Linked DNA regions of Homo sapiens: region 2 is linked to region 1. The links are chromatin loops, found by intact Hi-C in ENCODE. Cell type or tissue: PC-3. All regions are shown on one strand. Links, peaks and the distances in the headings refer to the core of each region. The heading gives the core; the rest is flanking DNA. Region 1 overlaps JADE3 (jade family PHD finger 3). Region 2 overlaps RGN (regucalcin).

Region 1 (8,339 bases), core at 267-8,266:
ATGAGTTCTCTAAGTTAGTTCCCTAAGCATGGCTGAAAGTCCTGTTTTCCTTTTGATAAAATTGCCTTTAGGTTTCAGGGAATACCCCTTTGTTATTTAATTCTATAATTGGATGAATAAAATCAAGCTGATCATTTCTACACTCTTCTTAATAGCTCATTGATTTCTGTTTCATCCCTTTAGAGCAAGATTTCTCAGCCTTGGCACTGTTGACATTTTGAGCCAGATAAGTCTGCACATTGTAGGGGACTATTTCTGTGCCTTGTAGGATGTTTAACGGCATCCCTCCTGACCTCTATCCCTAGATGCCAGTAACATCAATTATTGTGATAACCGATAAATGTCTCCAGATATTGCCAAATGTCCCCTGGGGGGGGCAAAATTGTCTTCAGTTAAGAATCACTGCTTAGATCTTTGGCTTTTCCAAAATGCAAAGTCTGTGCGACTGTCTTTATGACACAGAGATGTCTCTGTTTAATTGATTATATTGCACTTTTCTGGATTTCTTTCAGCTCTGGTTAATGTCCATCTTGAATGACAGTGATGGCCACTTTTATAGTTTCAATGTTTCAAGTCAGCTGAATCATTTGGGAGTGACATGGGAACAGATATCTTGAAATCTTAGAAAAGTATTTTTTCCGGTTGTAAACGTCCTATATGTTTACTCTAAAACTGTGGGGAATGGAAAAATTCAGAAAGAATGTTTTTATCAACCAGAAATCTGTCACTTCAGTGCAACTAATGTTAGTAAATTGGTTTATGGTTTTTGCTTTCTATATATTTTATTTCATACATGTATAGTAATTTCACTGTAAAACCAATTTTTATACATTTTAAAACATCTTAGCATAAATGTTTCCCTGTATACCATGTTTAAATGACTGGATGAAATACCATAATATTAATGTACCTTAATTATTCCTCTTTTGTGTGATAGGTCGGTTTTATTTTTATTATAAAGTTTTAATGGACATTTTGGTTCATAAATCATTTTCCGTGTTTCAAATTATTTTTCTTTCTTTTTTCTTTTTCTTTTTTTTTTTTTTTTTTTTTTTGGGACAGAGTCTCGCTCTGTCACCCAGGCTGGTGTGCAGTGGCATGATCTCAGCTCACTGCAACCTCCGCCTCCCAGGTTCAAGCGATTCTCATGCCTCAGCCTCCTGAGTGGCTGGGATTACAGGCACCTGCCACCACACCCAGCTAATTTTTGTATTTTTAGTAGAGACGCGGTTTCACCATGTTGGCCAGGCTGGTCTCGAAGTTATCTGATCCTGGCCTCAAGTGATCTGCCCACCTCGACCTTCCAAAGTTCTGGGATTATAGGCGTGAACCACCGTGCCCAGCCTGTATTAATTTTCAAGGACGAATGTTAGAAATAGAATTCCTAGGTCAAACGGTGTGAATATGTTTAAAGTAGAGCATTATTTTTTAAACTGCTACATGGCCCTGCAGAGGGCAGTGAATAGGGGCCCCTTGCACTGACCATGCATTTCAAAAGTATGTCTCATGGGTATATAGTAGGAAAGGAAAGGGCTATGTTTGAGCTAATCACTTTTCCTTTCCTTGGCCTGCATGTTCTTCCGTGGGAATATTAATGGGGAGTCAAGTAGCCACCAAACCGCAGGCTTAGGTTCCAGTCCCAAATAATCCCAGTTGGGTTGACTTCCAGACAGTCCTCCTTTAAAAGGGTATTTTACTCAAGGAAGACATTTACTCCAGACATTTGTATTTTGCCTGGTTTGCAGTCACTGTTAAACCACTGTGCTGTTAATTATTGTACTTGAGATGATAGTAGGAATAAGATCTGAAAACTGCCATCAAATTACTGTTCCCAGTGGTGCAAGGTGAGGTCTAGTGTACATTTTGTTTCTGCCAAAATGAAGGTAAGGAAGAAAAGAATGCCTTTATAAAGTCTGTGCTCTGATCTGAGGACTAGAAAATAAACAGCTGAATAATATAACCAAGTGTAAGACATCGAGATATATCACAGTTACTCCAGGATTACACTATACTGATTTATGGTTTTGTTTAACAAAACATTTTATTCTAAGGTAATTTTTTTCATGGTACAAATAAATTTATTTGCTTGTTTTATGTTCCTTATTCCTCTTTTCTTCCCAAGAAGTTACTTTGACAATCACAGACCTTATTGGGCCTCTTTCCCTTCTAGTTCTTAAATGAATATTCATGACAGGGACATCACAGAAAACAATTGTTTGCCGTATGCTTTCAGGTGTCATCAAGCATCATGCTCAGCCCCTGGGCTGCTGTGACTTTGAGATCTGCCTGGTCAACTAAAGAGGGCTAGTCCTTCTATGGGGCTTTTCTTTCTTAAAAAAATTTTTTTGACATACAAAAAGCTGTACATAGTTAATATATACAACTAGATGAGTTTGGCTGGGTGTGGTGGCTCACGCCTGCAATCCCAGCACTTTGGGAGGCCAAGGTGGGTGAATCACTTGAGGTCAGGAGTTGGAGACCAGCCTGGCCAGCATGGTGAAACCCCATCTCTACTAAAAATACAAAAACTAGCCAGGTGTGGCAGAGCATGCCTGTAATTCCAGCTACTCAGGGGCTGAGGCATGAGAATCGCCTGAATCCGGGAGGCAGAGGTTGCAGTGAGCTGAGATTGCACCACTGCACTCTAGCCTGGGTGACGGAGTGAGACTCTGTCTCAAAAACAACAACAGCTACTAAATGAGTTTGGAGATAAGTATATACCTATAAACTATCATCACAATCTATGCCATAAACCTATCTATCACCCCCAAAAGTTTCCCTTTGCTCTATTCTTCTGTCGTGGTAAGAACACAATATAAAGGCCTATCCTGTTAGCAAACTTTTAGGTATACAATATAGTATTGTTAACTATAGCACTCTGCTGTACAAAAGATCTCTAGGACTTACCTTAAATTAAGTAGTACATTCTTAAAATTACCACTTAATAAGGATTCACATGTTAAGTAGGGGTGCCTAGAAGCAGAACCTGAGACAGTATTCAAATGCACATGATTTATTGAGGAGTGTTCTCAGGAGAAACCTGTAAGGGGAAGAGGGTAACCGGGTAAGGAAGGAGCAGCCAGTTAGGGTCTTAAGAAAATCTAGCCATAGCCTGTTTGAGGTGATGGCAGAACAATTATTGACTGCAGGCTGCCTCTGGGAGGGAGACTGGAAGAGTGTAATCCCCAGTTCTTGGGAAGAGAGGGGCCATTGTGAGCCATTAGCAGCCAACAAGAAGTAGCTGGAAAATGGGTACAGTATGCTAGCTAGGTAAACAGGATTGGGTGGGGGCAGCACAGTGTGTTATTCCTTTGCCTGTTTATTTTGTGCAGGATACTGTGCTAAGAGCTAGGGGTAAAAAATGAATGTGACACAGTCCCTGCTTTCAAGATGCTTGTGGTCTAGTGACAACAGGGCTGACCATGTAAAGCAGCAGTGTCCAATCTTTTGGCTGCCCTAGGCCACATTGGAAGAATTCTCTTGGGTCACACATAAAATGCACTAACACCTAACGATAGCTGATGAGCTTTAAAGAATCACAAAAAAAATCTCAGTGTTTAAAGAAAGTTTATGAATGTGTGTTTGGTGGCATTCACAGCCGTCCTGTGCCACATGCAGGCTGCGGGTTGGACAAGCTTGATGTAAAGAATATTGATGGTGCAAGTGAGGTGCTTCTTTGCATGTACTTGGATGGAAAGCAAAGGAGTGAATAATTGTGGGGGAGGGACGTCTGGGAAGCTTCATCGAGGACATCCAATGAATGAATAGAACCAGGGTTGGGGAAAATGGGCTGGTCAAGGAAAACATGGGGAGGAATTGTAGGTAGAAGGAAGAGCCCTGTGCAAAGGCTGGCAAGCAAGTATGAAACAAGACGAACGTGTTCCCGGAATCACATGGGGCATAGTATATGCCAAACAATTGGAGTGGATTGGGGGGAACAGCAGTTGATGAGGCCTGAGAGACTGGGAGCCAGAACTGGGCCTCGCAAGCCATGCTGAGGAGATTGGGCTTAGAAGGGGCACCATTCTTGCTGTCATCCCTCCAGCCTGTCCTCTGGCTTCTGGATCAACTTGGAGTGCTCATTGTCAATGTACCTGACTGCCCCCTGGTGGCCATGTTGCTCTAAGCATGTCGCTTTAATGCTTCTGAGCCCCAATTTCCTCATCTGTAAAATGGCTGCTGCTGCTATGTGTAGGACTGTTGTTGTGCTTAGAAATAATAAATAGAGATATAAAGATTTACCATCATTGAATTATTCTGCTGATATTTATTGTTTTCTGTCATTTTCCTACAATAATTAAAACAGCAGTATGTCACAGAAATGGACAGACAAATCACTGGACTTTAAACAGCCCATACCCAAAAATTAACTTGCTTTGTTTTCTTTTCTAAAAGTCATTGATGACTCATTTTCTTATTTCCCAGGACTGGTGTAACTCGTATTAGATAATCTGTTTCCTAGGCTTTTTACTGATAATACAAGATTTTTTGTTTCCATCTATAATAAAAAATAGTTGTTACTGTAATTGTTTTAAAAATGCCAAATTTTGCCTATTCTTTAAAATCTCCCTCTGTCAAGAACAGTTTGATAACTCTTTTACTTAAAGAACAGAATATTATAGAAAATGGAGAAACTGTTTTATCCAAAGTACACATACCCAGAACTTCAGATGAGAGGAGTATCCATCTCACAAGAAGTCTTAGGTCTTCTGAAACTCTCAGGGAGGTGAGGAGAGAGGGTCCATGGTCAGTTGGCTTTCTTCACTGAGATTTTTAGAGAATAAAACTGTTTTTTCTATGACATTTGTTGCCCTTGATCCCATCATGAGTCATCCATATGGAGGTTATATTCAGTGGGAACATAAACTTTCATTTCTCTGGGATAAATGCCCAGGAGTGCAATTGCTGAGTCATAGTTGCATATTTAATTTTTAAAGAAATGACCGAAATATTTTCTAGAATAGCTATACTATTTTACATTCCCACAAGCCATGTACGAGTGATATAGTTTCTCTACACTTTCTCCATGATTTGATATTTTCACTATTTCTTTATTTCAGCTATTGTAATAATAAGTATGTAATAATATCTTGTGGTTTTAACTGGCATTTCCCTAATGGCTGGTGATACTGAATGTCTTTTCACGGGCTTAAATGCCATTTGCGTTCCTCTTTGGTAAAATGTCTGCTGATTTTTTTTTTTTTTTTTTTTTTTTTTGAGACAGAGTCTCGCTGTCACCCAGGCTGGAGTACAGTGATGCAATCTAGGCTCACTGCAACCTCCGCCTCCCAGGTTCAAGCAATTCTCATGCCTCAGCCTCCCGAGTAGCTGGGATTACAGGTGCATGCCACCACACCCAGCTAATTTTTGTATTTTTAGTACAGACGGGGTTTCACCATGTTGGCCAGGCTGGTCTCGAACTCCTGACCTCAAATGATCCGTCCGCCTTAGCCTCCCAAAGTGCTGGGATTACAGGTGCGAGCCACCATGCCCGGCCCATCTCTTGATTTTTAATTAGGTCATTTGTTTCCTTACTGTTGAATTTTTAGAGTTCCTTATGCATTCTGTAATATAAGTTCATTGTCAGATATGTGTTTTATAATAAATATTACATGTATAATATTTCTAAGAAATGACCAAAATATTTTCTAGAATAGCGATTCCTTTTTACATTCCCACCAGCAATGTATGAGTGATAGTTTCTTCACATCTTCTCCAGCATTTGATATTACACGTGTGTGTAATATGTGTAAATATTCTGTCCCATTCTGCTTGCTTTTGCGTCTTCTTAACAGGGGCTTTCTCAGAGCAGAAGTTTTTTTAAAAATATAAGTAGATAGTTTATTTGGGCCAAGTTTGAAGACCACAACCCAGCAGCATAGATTCAAGTTGCCCTGGATATGCTTCTGAGAGCAAAAGTCTTTAATTTTGATGAAAACACATTTTTCTTTGCCAATCATGCTTTAGGTATCAAGTCTGAGAACTCTTTGCTTAGCCCTAGATCCTGAAGACTTTCTCTTATGCTTTTTGTAAATATTTTATAATTTTACATTTTTCATTTAAGTCTGTGATCCATTTTGAGTTACATTTTGTATATTAGGTTGTGGTAGGCAGAGATGTCCGTGTCCTAATCTCTGCAACCTATGAATATGTTAAGATTGCTATTTAGCTGACTATAAAATAGGGACATTATCCTGGATTATCTGGGTGGGTCCAATGTAATTACATGGGTTCTTAAAAGTGGAAGAGGGAAGCAGAACAGAAGGGTCAGAGAATGAGATGCGATGACAGAAACAGGATCAGAGAGATTCAGTGTTGTTTGCCTTGAAGATGGAAGAAGACAGCCAAGATCAAGGGAGTAAGAGTGTCCTCTAAAAGCTGTAATAGGCAAGGAAATGAGTTCTCCCCTGTAGCCTCTAGAAAGGAACGCAGTCCTGATGACATCTTGATTTTAGCTCTGTGAGACCTGTGTCAAAATCCTGACCCACTAAACTATAAGATAGTAAATTTATGTAGTTTTAAGCCACTGAGTTTGTGATAATTTGTTACTGTAACGTTAGAAAACTAATAGGTGTTTTAGAAAAGCTTCTATTAAAATAGGATTTTATACATTTGGGTATACTGTGTATCTGAACAATTTTTATATATGCAACATCCCCATGATATCAGATAAATGAAGTGCTACTCTAAGTAGATCTGTGCATTCAGTGGGGAATAGTTAGAAAATGTATTACTTTTATTTCTGCTTAAATTTCTACATTCATTGTGACTTTAAATTCCCCACTACTACTTTTTAATAGGAAGTGTCTTGTTGTTACTGTTGGTTTTGTTTGCGTTTCAGAAGAGATTTGAATGAAATTTTGCACCAGAGAGCCAAATGTAGCCCCAAAAATTTATGTGATGGGAGGCTCTTTTTTAAAAATATTCAATTGACTTTGACTGTAGGACAAACAGAACCTTAGTTAATGGTTCTGATTCTTGTACTAATTTTATTAGTTTTTTAAATGACAGCTTTGAGATATAATTTGTATACCATGCAGCTTACCCACTTAAAGTATACAATTCAGTTATTTTAATATATTCACAGATATGTGCAACCAATCACCAAAGGACACAATATGTTTTCACACTGTCTTCTAATTTTGTTTCTGAGAAATTAGCTGTTAATTTTATTGGAGTTCTCTTGTAAGTGATGAGTTGTTTTTTTTCCCGGGCTGCTTTCAAGATTTTCTCCTTGTCTTTGGCTTTCAGTAATTTTACTATGAGGAATCTCTTTCTGGATCTCTTTGCATTTATCCTACTTGGAGTTCTTTGAGTTTCCTGAATATGTAAATTAATGTTTTTCAGTAAATTTGGGGAGTTTTTCTAATATTTTTTCTGCTCCTTTCTCATTCACTTTTCCTTTTGGTACTCCCATTATGTATATGTTGATGAACTTAATGATGTTCTACATTTCTCTGAGGCTGTTTCTTCTTCTTTTTTCCATCTGTTCTTCAACTTGCCTAATCACTGTTGACCTACTTCAAGTTCATTAATTCTTTTTTCTGCTTGTTCAATCTACTGTTGAGGCCCTTCAGTGAATTTTTCATTTCAATTGTGCTTTCATCACCAGAATTTCTATTTGGTTATTTTTTATACTTCCTATTTCTTTATTGATAGTCTCTGTTTTGTAAAATATTGTCATCATACCTTCCTTTACTTCTTTAATCATGGTTTTCTTTAGTTCTTCGAACATATTTATATGGCTAATTTGAAGGTTTTGCCTGTTAAATCTGACATGTGGTTGTATGGGTCATACTTTCCTGTTTCTTTGCATATCTCTTAAGTTTTTGTTGGAAACTGGGCATTTTGGATAATATATTGTAACAATTGTGGGTACTACCCCTCCACCAGGGTTCTTTATTATTATTTGCTTGTTTACTGCTTTAGTAACTGCCTGGATTATTTTATTGAAGTCTATTTCCTCAACCCCCATTCTCACCCTGCAGTATGAAGCCTCTAATGTTGCTCTTCGGGGGTACAAGCTTGTGTATGCCCACAGTCACCCTGGGATGACAGTGGGTTTGGTGAGGCTCTCCTTGGCTGTCTCTTTACTTGACCACACCATGCTGTTATGGTCTACTAATTGTTGACTGGTTGCTCTTGTTTTGTTTTTGTTTTTTTGAGATGGAGTTTCACTCTTGTCGCCCAGGCTGGAGTGCAGTGGCGCGATCTCAGCTCACTGCAACCTCCACCTCCCGGGTTCAAGCAGTTCTCCTGACTCAGCCTCCCGAGTAGCTGAGATTACAGGCGCCTGCCACCATTCCCAGCTGCTCTGTTGTTTTAATCATGTCCTGGAA
Region 2 (8,339 bases), core at 110-8,109, 120 kb after region 1:
GGAGGTGCCTAAAGGCAGATAATACTTAATGGAGTATTGGCGCAAAAGAGCAGAAAACTTGAGGTTTTTGATTGCTATTTCTTGTTTGTACTTTAGTTAACCATAGGCAAGTACTCAGAAGCTAATTACCAACCTTTCAAAATGGAAAAGCAAAAAAAAAAAGTAATTGCACGTTGTCCAACTCCATCAATACGCTTGAAAGGAGCCATAGTTGGAAACTGGGAGGGAAGGAATTATTTAGAATCTAGAAGGGAGTCCTTGAAACTGTTTCATGAAAGGTGCCAAACCTTTTATGAAACAAAAGAGCAACATTAATAATAAAAATGACTTGGAAAAAATATCCCCAGAACTCTGCATGCAGATTTAATCAGAGGCAAACTATTCTGGTGCAGATGTTTTGCTTTGAAATATGTAGTGCTCGGGAGGCTGAAGCAGGAGAATCGCTTGAACCCGGGAGGCAGGGGTTGCAGTGAGCCGAGATCGCGCCACTGTACTCCTGCCTGACGACAGAGCGAGACACTGTCAAAAAAAAAAGAAAGAAAGAAAGAAAAGAAGAAGAAAGAAAGAAAGAAAGAAGAAGGAAAGAAAGAAAGAAAGAAAGAAAGAAAGAAAGAAAGAAAGAAAGAAAGAAAGAAAGAAAGAAAGAAAGATGTAGTGCTCTTTTTTATGACAGTTTTTACCCATTGTCATTGTATGTGGTTTTAACATTTTTCCATTATACCTCAATCTAATGACTGTAGTGACCTGGACTTTGTAGTATAAAGTTTTGGATTTTGATATTTGTTTTTTGTATACCACGGTTACCCCCCTTTAAGGGCACCTAGTTTGTTTCTGAGTGCCCCTCCTGCAAGAAACAGGCTCTTCTAATATTTAGTCTTGAATTTGGAGCACTCAGTCAGGCAGAAAAAGAATTCATGTATCTTGCTAGTTTTTGTGCATGAACTGTTCACGTGGTACCATTAAGTTGCCTTGCGGATCTCAAGAGTTTTGTAACTGAAACAGCAAAGGTCTAACCACAAGCTGACATGTACTTGACATAGACATGCAGGGCCCCAGTTCAGGTCAGCTTCAAAAAGAAGTATTATTGGTATTTTAGTAAGAATTCTGCTTTCTTTTTTCTCTCTCCATCTGAATGCTTAAACAGATATGCCTGTACCCAAACAAAAGACAATGAATCCATCCCAATCATGTGGTAAAAATCCTTTGTTCACATGCCAGACACTGGATAAGCTGAAGTGATCTGTATTTATAACCAGCTTGAGAGCTCTCGGTTTGATTCTCAGTATTTAGTGGCCTGTTGTTTTGTTGTGGTTCTGTTTTTGTTTTTGCCTTTTAACCATAGCCAACCGCAGAAGTGTTTACAAGCTAGAAAAGGAAGAACAAATCCCAGATGGAATGTGTATTGATGCTGAGGGGAAGCTCTGGGTGGCCTGTTACAATGGAGGAAGAGTGATTCGTTTAGATCCTGTGACAGGTAGGCCTGCAGCAAAATGAAAAATCCTTGTCATGGCTAGGCAGAGATATAGCCCGAAAGTTACAGTCAGAATTTCTTTTCCTGTAGAGGTGCGACTTTTTGCTCAAAATAAATTGTCAGGGAAAGTAGATTAAATATTAAATGCACAGATGAATCCTGACCTCCACAGTCTTCTTAGATCTTCCCTAGAAACAATACACAGGTTGGAAATTGCTACAACTAAACTTAAAATAAAATATTTGGTGGTCTAGGGAAAAGACTTCAAACTGTGAAGTTGCCTGTTGATAAAACAACTTCATGCTGCTTTGGAGGGAAGAATTACTCTGAAATGTATGTGACCTGCGCCCGGGATGGGATGGACCCCGAGGGTCTTTTGAGGCAACCTGAAGCTGGTGGAATTTTCAAGGTGATATGGCTATTTCTTTTATTTTGGGGGTGGGGGATCCCAAATACTTACAGGGGTAAGTAACTGAGTGATTGGTACTTTTGCATACTTCCAAAGCATAATCCTATTTAGCATGTTAAGCTCATCATACTAGACTGAAAAACATTTTATTTCAATTTTCTAGAGAGTAAGTTATCTGAAGTCCAAGATGATCTGTTTAGCCTACTTTGTACATTAATTTTTTTACTTCCTGTTTATTGAAATTCTTCAGATCAGTAGAATGAACTTGGAAAGCCAGTATTTACAACATGCCTAGAAGATCAGTTGATTGTTTTGATGTCTTAAGGATTTTTCAGATTTTAAACATCTTTTGGCAGCAGAATAAACACTGATAAAAATCGTAGAGCTTTTGAGCTGAAAAGAAATACATAATGTAGAAACCCCTTTCTTAGCAGGCGGCAGATGATAGGAGTAATCCAGTTTTAAATCTAAGTTAGTCGTAAATGATTGCTAGTTGAATTATTAACTATATGAATAATTGGGTTGGACCATAAATATCCAGTCAGGTAATTCCTTTTTATGATAGGAGATAAAACAAAGATAATAGGTGGCTAAGTATATTACTACAAATCATAAAAATGCTTTTGAAGAATACTTGTGAATTACCTTTCACCTGAGATTCCCTCTTTTCTTTTTCAACAGATAACTGGTCTGGGGGTCAAAGGAATTGCTCCCTACTCCTATGCGGGATGAGGACAGGTCTTCTTTCCTGCCAGAGGGAGCTCTGAAGACAACTAGAGAATTCTGGGCCTGAAATTTCAATCTAGTTAGAAAGAAAAATGAGGCAATGATTTTATTAACAGCGTTAAGTTTTAATTTACAACTTTTAAAAGGCAGAGCATTTTTAACAAGGGGTGACAGGTGGTTTTGATAACACACTTATAAGGCTTTCTGTAAAAGGTACTATAGAAGGGCGAAGAATCGTTCAACTGTCAATCAGCCTCTTGATTCTTTGTAAATTGCCAGGGTGGGTGGGTACATATCTCTTCTTGATTCTGCATTTCATACTTAACTATATTAAAGCTTCAAGGAACAATAAATAGTAACCTGGTAATGACCTATTATGTTCCTTTTTATTTTCATCACAATCTTATAAAATATACCACAATGCTAACTAACCTACATAGATATTTCATCTCCTATATGTTATTTTACAAACTAAAATACGGCTGGAGGGTTAGACTCAAACATGCTGTCAAAATCCATGGTTCCAGCTGCCACCTACTGGATGTAAAAGTAATATGTCTCTTTGGAAAGAATACTTATTTTAAAAATAGCTTTATTGAGTTATAATTGGCCTGTACATATTTAAAGTGTATAATTTGACAAATTTGTCACATATATACATTCATGAAACCAACACCACAAACAAGATAATGAATCTATCCACTACCCCAAAACTTTTCTTGTCCTGTCATAATCCTTTTCTTCAGCCCCTCTGCCTGCCTGTCCCCTGCTCCCAGGAAACCACTGATCTGCTTTCTGTCACTATAAATTAGTCTTAAAATTAGGTAGTGTGATTTCTGTAACTTTGCTCTTTTTCAAAATTGTTTTGGCTATTTTAATTCCTTTGACCTTCCATATAAATTTTCAAATCAGCTTGACGATATCTACAAAAGAAATCAAGCTACAATTTTTTAATTGGAATTGCTTTTTTTTTTTTAGACAGGATCTACTCTGTCACCCAGGTCGGAGTGCAGGGGCACGATCATGGTTCATTGCTGCCTCTACCTCCCAGGCTGAAGCAACCCTCCCACGTCAGTCTCCCGAGTAGCTGGGCTGAGACTGCAGGTGCGTGCCACTATGGTCATTTTTTCGTTTGTTTGGTTGGTTGGTTTTTTGGATTTTTTGCTTTTCAGAGACGAAGTCTTGTTATGCTGCCCAGGCTGGCCTCAAACTCCTGGTGATCCTCCCGCCTTGACTTCCCAAAGCTCTGGGATTACAGGAATGAGCCACCGCGCCAGGCCTGAAATTGCTTTAAATCTGTAAAACGATTTGGAGATAATTGACTTCTTTACTATTCTGAGTCTTATCCATGAACAGGGCATGTCTCTCCCGTTATTTAGGCCTTCTTCAATTTTTGTCATCAGTGTTTTGTAGGTTTCAGCATACAGATCTTGTACATGTTTTGTTAGATTTATATCCAAGTATTTCACTTTTGGGAGCTATTGTAAATGTTATTATTATTATTATTTGAGACAGGGTCTTGCTCTATGGGCCAGGCTAGAGTGAAGTGGCACGATCATAGCTCACTGCAACCTTGCACTCCTGTATTCAAGCGATCCACACACCTCAGCCTCCCAAAGTGCTGGGATTACAGGCGTGAGCCACCACACCCAACCTTATTATTATTTTTTGGATTTGTTTCCAGTTGATCATTGCTTGTTTATAGAAGTGTGATTGGCGTTTATAGGTTGACTTTGTATCTGATGAGTTTGCTAACCTCACTAATTGGTTCTAAGAGTATTTCTGTAGCTTCTCTGAGATTCTTTGGGTGTATAATCATGTCTTCTGTGAATAGAGACAATTTTCTTTCTTTCTTTCCAGTTTGTATGTTTTTATTTTTCTTGCATTATTACACTGGCTAAAATTGCCACTATTATGTTGAATGGAAATAGTAAGAGTAGACAGCCTTGTCTTGTTCCCAATCTCAAGAGAAAAGCATGCAGTCTTTTATTATTAAATATGATATTAGTTATATGTATTTTTGTGGATGGCCTTTCTCAAATTGAGGAAGTTCCCTTCTCATTTACTTTTCTGCATGTATTAATGTGATTATGTGGTTTTCCTTCTTTAGACTGTTAATATGATCAATTCTTGCATTCCTGAGATAAACCTCCCTTGGTCATGACATATTACTACTTTTATGTGTTGCTGAATTCCATTTTCTAATATTTTGTTGAGGATTTTTGCAGCTACTATCTTTTGTCTGTGGTTGACATCAGGGTAATTCTGGCCTTATAAAATGAATTGGAAAGTATTCCTTCTTCTACTATCTGGAAAAGAAAATGTATAATTATTATTCTTCTTTAAATATTTGGCAAAATTCATCAGCGAAAACATTTGGACCCGGAGATTTCTTTTTCAGAAGCTTTTTAACATTCCTTAATAATGACAAGGCCACTTGGTTGCCTTACTTAATTTTGGTGAGGTCTGTTAGTTTGCGGCTTCCAAGGAATTGATCCTTTTCATCTAAGTTGTCAAATTTATGTATGTAGAGTTATTAATAGTATTTCCTTATTATCCTTTTAATAATGCCTGAGAGGTTTGTAGTGATATCCCCTTTTTTACCTGCTATTGGTTATTTGTGTCTTTTTTCTTTGTCAGTCTTGCTAGAGGTTTATCAGTTGCATTGATCTTTCAAAGACCTAGCTTTTGATTTCATTTTTTGGTTGTCAATTTCATTGATTTATCCTTTTATCTTTGTTATTCCTTCCTTCTGCTTTATTCTGATTTATTTTGCTCTTTTTCTAGTTTCTTAAATTGGAATCTCAGATTATGGATTTGAGACATTTCTTCTGTTCTAAAATAACATTTAATGCTATACATTTTCCTCTCAGTACTGCTCTTTCTGCAGCCCACAAAGTCTGATATATTGTATTTTCATTTTTGTTAAATTAAAAATATTTTCTAATTTCCTTGGAGACATTTTCTTTGACCCATGGATTATTTAGAAGTGTGTTTAATTTCTAAATGATTGGAGATTTTATTATTATCTTTTTGGGTATTGATTTCAGATTTAATTCTATTATGGTCAGAGAGCATATTTTTTATTTCAGTTCTTTGAAATTCAAGTTGGATTTGTTTTTTGTTTTTGTTTTGAGATGGAGTCTCTCACTCTGTTGCCCAGGCTGGAGTGCAGTGGTGTGATCTCAGCTCACTTCAACCTCCACCTCCCGGGTTCAAGTGATTCTCCCACCTCAGCCTCCTGAGTAGCTGGGATTACAGGTGCCCACCACCAAGCCCAGCTAATTTTTGTATTTTTAGTAGAGATGGGGTTTCGCCATGTTGACTAGGCTGGTCTCGAACTCCTGACCTTGGCCTCCCAAAGTGTTGGGATTACAGGCATGACCCTTTCTCCTTCATGTTACAAGTGTATTATATATTCTGTATACATTGAAAACTCATCAGTGTTAAAAACTTTTGCTTTGAACTGTCAAACATGTTTTAAAGAACTCAAAAGGAGAATAGTCCATTATATTTACCAAGATGTTTACCATTCCTGTTCTTCTTCCTTCATTCCTGATGTTCCAAGTTTCCTTCTTGTATCCTTTTTATAGTTTACAGAACTTCCTGGCTGGGAACGGTGGCTCTTGCCTGTAATCCCAGCAGTTTGGGAGCCCGAGGCAGGTGGATCACCTGAGGTCAGGAGTTGAAGACCAGCCTGGCCAACATGGTGAAACCCTGTCTCTACTAAAAATACAAAAATTAGCCGGGCATCATGGCGGGAGCCTGTAATCCCAGCTACTCAGGAGGCTGAGGCAGGAGAATGGCCTGAACCCGGGAAGTGGAGGGAAGTGGAGGTCGCAGTGAGCTGAGATCGCACCACTGCATTCCAGCCTGGAAAATTCGATTTAAAAAAAAAAAAAGGAACTTCCTTTAGCAATTCTTTTAGAACAAGTATCCTTTAGCAATTCTTTTAGAACAGGTATCCTGGCTATGAATTCCCTTAGTTTTCTTTTCTTTCATATGAGAATGTCTTTATTTCACTCTTTCATATGAGAATGTCTTTATTTCACATGAAGGCTATTTTCACTGGATATGCAATTCAGGGTCAATAGTTCTTTTCTTTCAGCCTTTTGGCACTTTAAAAGTGTGTAATTTCCTTCTGTCTGTCTGAATCTGTTTTGTATTGCTATCATAGAATACCTGGGTCTGGGTAACTTACGAAGAAAGAGATTTATTTGGCTCACAACTCTGGTGGCTGGAAAGGTTAACAGCATGGTGCTGGCATCTGCTTAGCTTCTGGTGAGGGCCACGTGCTGCATCACAAGATAGCAGAGAAGGCAAAGGGGCAGCAGGTGCATGCAGAGAAACCAAACACAAGAGACAACCTCACTTTATAACAACCCGCTCTCATAGGAGCTAATGCATTTCAGAGAGAACTAATCCATCAGAACTAATCTAGTCTCACGAGAAAGACATTAATGTATCTTAACAACCTAATCATATCTTAAAGGCACCATCTGCCAACATTGTTGCACTGGAAACTAAGGTTCCAATGTGAGTTTTGGTGGGTATGCTCAAACCATAGCACTGGCCTTCACGGTTTGTGATGAGAAATCCATAGTCATTGAAATCACTGTTCTCCTACAGGTAATGAGCCATTTTTCTCTCACTGCTTTCAAGATATTTTATTTTGCCGTTAGTTTTCAGCAATTTGATTATGTGTCTGGATGTGGATTTCTTTAGCTTTATCCTATTGGGGGTTTGCCCATCTTCTTGACTTTATGTCTTCACCTAACTTGGAAAGTTTGGGGCCATTATTGCTTTAAATATGTATATTTTTTGAGACAGGGTCTTGCTCTGTCACCCAGGCCTGTAGTGCAGTGGCACAATCACAGCTCACTGCAGCCTTGACCTCCTGAGCTCAAGCAATCCTCCCACCTCAACCTCCCAAGTAGCTGGGACCACAGGCAAATGCCACCACGCCTAGCTTTTTTTTTATTTTATTTTTTTATTTTATTATTATTATTATTTTAGAGACAGGGTCTCCTTATGTTGCTCAGGCTGGTCTCAAACTCATGGGCTCAGATGATCCTCCCGCCTTGGCCCCCTCTGTAGTGCCGAAATTACAGGCTTGAGCCACTGCCTTCACCCGGCCTCAAATATTTTTTCTGCCCCACACTCCTCTCTTTCTGGGACTCCAATAGCTTGAATATTAGACTTTTTGTTGTTACCCCACAAGTTCCTCAGACTGTTGTTGTTTTTCAATCTTTTTTTCTCTGTGTTGCTCAGGTTTCATATTTTTTATTGATCTATTTTTAAGTTCACTGGCTCTTCACTCTGTCATCTCTATTCTGCTGTTGTGCCTACCCAGTGATTTTTTAAAATTTTATCTTTCAGTTTCAAAATTTCCATTTGATTAGTCTTTATGTCTCCTCTTTTCTATTCCAATACTTTCCATTTTAATATTTGTTTCAAGGATGATTGCTCATTCAATCATTTTTATAAAGCTGCTTTAAAGTGCTTGTCAGATTATTCCAACATCTGCATCATCTTATTCTTGGCATCTACTGGTTGTTGTTCCCCATTTGAATTGAGCATTTCATTATTCTTTGCATGCTGAGTAATTTTGGATTGTATCCTGGCCATTTTGAATATTGTGTATTCATAATACATAATATGGGCCTTGTTTAAATCATATGAAGAATGTTGATACATTTGTTTTAGCATGCAATCTATACGGTTAGGTTCAGG

The links. Peaks named below come from ENCODE experiments on the same cell type or tissue, not always from the same donor. Only the 100,000 strongest peaks of a DNase experiment are listed, where the experiment ranks them.
Region 2: a loop joins it to region 1, with 15 times the contacts of the local background. A loop is called at or near these places in 2 of 110 quality-filtered maps.

The regions. Positions count from the first base shown.
Region 1 is chrX:46,974,683-46,983,021 of GRCh38, forward strand. The region is part of intron 1 of JADE3 (jade family PHD finger 3); the gene reads left to right. Among named protein-coding and RNA genes, the nearest start is that of JADE3, 66 kb to the left of the region's middle. In PC-3, for the core only: a CTCF peak has its summit at 4,132 (motif pointing left); a DNase peak (open chromatin) is centred at 4,109; H3K4me3 peaks cover 309 bases; H3K27ac peaks cover 1,656 bases.
Region 2 is chrX:47,090,336-47,098,674 of GRCh38, forward strand. It overlaps RGN (regucalcin), which reads left to right. Exons shown (of 8, transcript NM_152869.4): 6 at 1,343-1,474; 7 at 1,726-1,880; 8 at 2,562-2,978. The coding sequence ends at 2,612. Among named protein-coding and RNA genes, the nearest start is that of RGN, 16 kb to the left of the region's middle. In PC-3, for the core only: a CTCF peak has its summit at 3,136 (motif pointing left); no DNase peak of the experiment used is centred there.